Regions from separate parts of the Homo sapiens genome. Here region 2 is linked to region 1. The links are chromatin loops, found by intact Hi-C in ENCODE. Cell type or tissue: IMR-90. All regions are shown on one strand. Links, peaks and the distances in the headings refer to the core of each region. The heading gives the core; the rest is flanking DNA.

The links. Peaks named below come from ENCODE experiments on the same cell type or tissue, not always from the same donor. Only the 100,000 strongest peaks of a DNase experiment are listed, where the experiment ranks them.
Region 2: it touches region 1 in a loop (1.9-fold over the local background); 1 of 110 quality-filtered maps calls a loop at or near these places.

What each region holds. Positions count from the first base shown.
Region 1 is chr18:69,839,168-69,841,979 of GRCh38, forward strand. It overlaps DOK6 (docking protein 6), which reads left to right. Exons shown (of 8, transcript NM_152721.6): 8 at 2,077-2,812. The coding sequence ends at 2,216. Among named protein-coding and RNA genes, the nearest start is that of CD226, 110 kb to the right of the region's middle. RefSeq lists an enhancer at 58-559. In IMR-90, for the core only: no CTCF peak of the experiment used is centred there; a DNase peak (open chromatin) is centred at 1,534; H3K27ac peaks cover 1,017 bases.
Region 2 is chr18:69,683,611-69,686,422 of GRCh38, forward strand. All of the region lies in intron 4 of DOK6 (docking protein 6), which reads left to right. Among named protein-coding and RNA genes, the nearest start is that of CD226, 260 kb to the right of the region's middle. In IMR-90, for the core only: no CTCF peak of the experiment used is centred there; no DNase peak of the experiment used is centred there.

The DNA of each region.
Region 1 (2,812 bases), core at 170-2,669:
ACTCCTCCCCTAGCTTCTCCCCGAGCCTCATCTCCTTAGCTCCTCTCCCAGTCTCTCCCTAACTCATCCCCTAGTCCCTCCCCTAGTCTCTCCCTAACCCCTCCCCTAACTCCTCCCTAGCACTTCCCCTGGTCCTGCCCCTAGTCTCTCCCTAGCTCCTCCCATAACTCCTCCCCTAGCCCCTCCCCTGGTCTATCCCATGACTCCTTCCCTAGTCTCTCCCTAGCCCCTCCCCTAACTCCTTCCCTAGCCCCTCCCCTGGTTCCGCCCCTAACTCCTCTCCTAGCTTCTTTGGTAATCACTACCTTAACCCATCCTTTAACTCTCTTAACTCCTCCCCTCCTCTGCCCTGCTTCATTTTTCCTTCACTATATCATCAGGGTCTTGCAGGAAAGAAGATGCACTCAGCTGAGATTAAAAGAATTTGATGAGGAGGCTGCTTCAAGAGCTGGGGGAACCGATGAGAAAATGCAGACATGCGCAACAGCAGGAAGCATCACCACCCTCAGGCCTGCGGGCCAGGCGAGGAGGAGTGCGGGGCAGGACCCTGGGAGAGAGGGGAAGGAGGGACTAGTAGAGCCTCCAGGCGCCGTGGGGCAGAAAGTTCTGGAAGCTCAGAGGACTGGCGGTGGCAGAGCCAGGGGCGTGGGGCAGGAGGTGCGAGGGAAAAGCCCCTCTTCTCTTTGATCCCCTCTTGCTGAGCCTGGTGCACTTTCCTTGACGTGGACAGCAACAGAATCCAGGACATAGTGAATCTAAAACAACTTTTTTTTTAATGCAAGATTTTTCTCTCAGTATTTTGACATTTAAATGGTTCTACCGCTAAGTGGTTAAGTGGTTCCGTTCTAATTAGCCTTTTACCACCCAGTTCATCCGAGTTTCCTCCCTGCATCCCAAGCTTCCCACAGTGAGAGAGTATTTTCCACGTCGCCAAACACACCTGGCAATAGAACAGGCTGAAAGCGAGTGACATTGCCAAGGACAGAGCCACCTGCGGAGCCTGACACAGAGATGGTCGGTGCTCGGCGTTAACAGATTGTCTTCTCTGTGTTCCTCGCCCAGGCGATCAGATGACACACAAATCAGACTCAGCACAGTCCCTCCTTTGGGTAAAATAGAAACTCTGAAAGAGCATGACTTACTACATCTATTTTTCTTCTCCCTCTAAGCTCATCCATTAGATACAAGTCATTCTCAAGTATGAAGAATAATTGCTGGCTTAAAAAGGATGAGGGGGAAAAAACAAATAAAGATGAGGAAACGACTGGAAAGTTCATCAGAAGCTTTAGTTAGCATGCATGCGTTTCTCTGTACATTGTTAGCATTCTGAAAAGTTTTCGGTAATCACTTCTGTTTTCGGTTTGCGATAGACTATTTCTCATGCAGGGGTGCAGCTGAACAACCAAAAGCATAGACAGAATTTTCTTTAAATGTATTTTGTATGGAATTTAACTTTTGGCCATTTTGGTAGCCATCGAGCTTAATTGTTTGGGTTAACCATATCATGAAGTGAGTTCAGTGACGGTGACTCACACACCGGCTAGGATAAGTCAGAATCTCTATCATTGTAAAAGCTTTCTTTCTGATAATTCATGGTTACTGGTTAGGGTAAAGCACAGCTTGCCTGTTCCCAGAGATTTTAAGAAAGTGTGTAATTTGCTTTTATATGCTGAAATTGAGCATAAAGGAAAAGAAAGCAGCTTACAGGCTCTCCATTAAAAACAGCTTTTTCTGGGGAAAAGCTTTTCTGCTTTTATTTCAAAAGTTGAAGAACAGCAGAAGTTTCAGATTCCCTAGAAAATCTACCTAGCTCTCTGGCATCCAGAATTTTTGGCAAAGTACATTTGGAGGAAATATTGAGCTCTGAATACATTTTAATTCATCAAGGATCAAGGCAACAAGATTGCTCAATTTTTACCAACTTATCTTGAGCTCAATATTGAGGATGTGAAAGCTGCTGCCTTGTTTATTGTTCTTAAAAATATAGATAGATAGATAATAGATAGATGATAGATAGTGTATCTTTTGTGCTTCTGAATCTGTTTCTCAGTAGAGCTCTCCTTTCTTCCTCTCTAGGTCATGGGTTTGGTTCGTCAAAGATGTCTCGTGCACAGACATTTCCCAGCTACGCCCCAGAACAGAGTGAAGAGGCCCAGCAGCCGTTGTCGCGGTCCAGCAGCTATGGATTCAGCTACAGCTCCAGCCTCATCCAATGACACACAGAGAGCCGCTGTTGACTAGAGAGACAGTCTGTCCTGGACCCGTCTGTGGGGTCATTACCCTCTGCCTCCTGGAAGACCAATTGCAGTACAAATTGAAATGGGTCGGCTCTAGCCCCAGTCCCATTGGAAGGTTAAAAACTGGAGTTCTGCTTCCTTGATTCAGTGGCTAAGTCCTTTATTTATTGAATTTCTTTGGGGGAATCTATGTTTTACATAAATAGAATCCAAATCGTATGAACAGTTATTTAAATAAACAAAATTCTTTGGGTCTGACAGTAACAGAAACCTCAGCACTGGGAAAAGTTGCCCACACTGGGGTATGCCTGGGTGATGGGCACCTCTCACTGACCTCACAGCGCAGTCCGCCCATCTGAGCACAGGGTCTGTCCTTAGACATAATGGTGACCCTCCACAAGCTCTGTGGCTTTTAAAGTTCTGACAGGGATAAATACAGTAAGCTCTGCAAATGACATCGTAGCTGCATATAAATAAACCCAGTGACAATTAAAGGAACATGAAATTCAGAACACACTATTAAGCAGGGCCCTGTAGCTCTACTCGTGTGTGTGTGTGCGTGTGTGTGTGTGTGT
Region 2 (2,812 bases), core at 148-2,647, 160 kb before region 1:
ATTAACACCAGAAGCTAGAAAAAGCAAGAAAGGATTCTTCCGTTGAGCAGCCAGAGAGGGGATGGCCCTGCCAGTACTCTGATTACAAACTTCTAGCCTCCAGAACTATGAGATGATATATTACTGTTATTTTAAGCCAACCAATTGTTGGTACTTTGTTATGATAGCCCTAGGAAACAAATACCAGCCCTGTATGATAGTCACAATATACATTAGTAAAGCTGTTGAGAAGTCCTATAATAATCTGTTTAACTTTGTATAACCCAACATTTCCCAAACTCACGTGACCTAGGTGCCTCCTTCTGCACCTAACATGTATTCATATCCTGTGGGACTTGTGTTCCACGAAACACATATTTACAAATGCTGATATAATCAGCAAAGGTTATTATCTACAGGGAAAGCTGAAAGGCAATGATTATGGAAGCAGCCCCTCTAGAAGAAATAAGATGACACTAATGGATGAAACACAAAGTCTTGAATGGACCGTAGCAATTTTGCCTGCCATTGTGTTGTACCATTTTACTTTTATTATTTGATTTATATAGACACCACCTATAAATTTGAAAAATACAAATTATAACCACCACTTTTCTCACTTGGTCTTCAATACACACTACACCAGAAAAAGGTCAAAGCTATATTTATTTCTCCCTATACTTTGCCACAGATGCTTCAGGAAAGCAAAAGATGTTTTGTAGTGCTTCTCTTCTCACAATGTCAAATCTAAATGATCCATTTGTTCATGTCTAACTGTACTGTTATAAAGGAGATGTATATGTGAAGAAATACCTTGAAGCACCAAAGGACCGATCCTGGTTCTTTTGCCCTGGGAACATGCCCTCTGTACAGTAAGAATAAAGATGCAGATTTTGAAAGTATTCACAGCTATGTAAGGAGAAAAGCTTATGGGGGAGAATACTGAATCCAGAATTACTGCTCCCAGGTATGTGCAACAAGATGAAAAGAGTGGCTTGAAAAGAAGAGTTTTATGGAAAATAAGAAATAGATCCCTTCCTTGCCTTTCCTCTTTTCATGGGAGGTCAAGTGGGTAGTGACACGTGCTTATATCATCCTGTATAAATTGGAGGTTTCTTCAAAAGAAGACTAGAATGTGATTTTCCCTGTTGGGTTTAACGAAAGGCATAGGACAAGTAGCAGACAATGTTATTGGAAGCCAGAGAGATTTAAGAAAGTAAAGAGCCTCAATTTTCTCAAAACTGAGTGTGGCATGGAGAGGGTGCTCAACTTTTCCTTAGTTACAGGCTGGACCCCAGATATTATCTGGAAGCAGAAACTGACATGGCACAGGAAAGCAGGGACAAGGAACTTTATTGGCATACAGGCGCATACAAATGAGATAAGATGACCCCTTTTCCTCTGCCAGCTCCTGTGACTAAATCACTTCTGCCAGCTTTCAATTCAGCCTAGAGGAAAAGGCAAGGGTGCTCAGGGATTGAACTTTGAATAACAACAACAAAAAAATGGGTTAAGTGAGTCCTCATTTGACAGAAAATTAACGCAATTTAACACAAAAAGAAACAATATAATCTTTCTAAATTCAATATATAATATTGGGATTTCATTTTTTGGTATACGTAAGTTTCGATTATCCATTTTTTTTTCCTGCTGTACTAAAACAAAATATTGTATGAAGCTGGAAAGTCAAATACGTAGCCTGTCAGAAAAAAGTTGACAAAGTTAGTATGTCATCAAGTTCTATTCTAGTTTTTACATGCTATGGGGCCTTGGTCAGATTAGTGAAATTCTCTTAATCTCTGCTTCCTACTCTGCACATTGAGGATAATGATAGTCCTTATTTCAGAGGATTGTTGTGAGGACTAAATAAGATATGACTTGGAAAACAGGCAGTACAATGCCTGGCAGGAAAGTCAGTTTCTCTGGGATGTGCGTGAACATCTCCATCACATTCACATTGGGTGCACATTAAACAAGGGAATTCTGGGCTCACCCACACCTACAAAGTAAATATCTGGAGGTGGAGCCTAGACATTTCTATTTTAACAATTCTAGTGATGCTCATATATACATTAAAGCTTGAAATTTGGGGGTAATGTACTGTCAATTATAATTGGCTTAAAAAAAATCTACCATTGATTTTAGGAATTTGCCCATTGCTTGAAAAGTTTCAAAATTACTGGCAAAAATTTCATCAGAGTATCTTTGCGTTATAATTTTAACATCTTTTTGTAGTACGGTGGCAACCTTTGCATTCATTCCTTTTGGTCATGTGTGGCTTCTTTTCTTAGTCGGCATCACTAGACACGTGCCTATGTGTTAAACCTCTTTTCTGTATTTTGTGGGCTGAATTTTGTTTCACGCAAAATGTATATGTTGAAGTCCTAACCCCTGGTACCTCAGAATGTGATAGTACTTGTAGGTAGTACCTTTAAAGAGGTAACTGAGGCAGAGGTGAGCCCTAATCCAATATGACTGGTGTCCTTGTAAGAAGAGGAAATTTGAACACAGGCAGAGACAGAGGGAAAACCATATAAAGATATAGGAAGAAAATGGCCCAGTACAAGCTGAAGAGAGAGGCCTCAGAAAAAAATCAACCCTGCTGGCACGCTGATCTTGGACTTCCAGCCTCCAGAACAGGGAGAAAATAATTATCTTTCTTTAAGCCACCCAGTCTGTGGTACTTTGTTATAACAGCCCTGGCAAACTTTGTATATATATTTTTTAATTTTATTAATATTTGCTCTCATTCACTATTACTAATAATTCAGTTGCTCTACAGTTTTGGGCTTAATTGCTGGTTATTTTTCAAATTTCTTGAGATAGATATTTC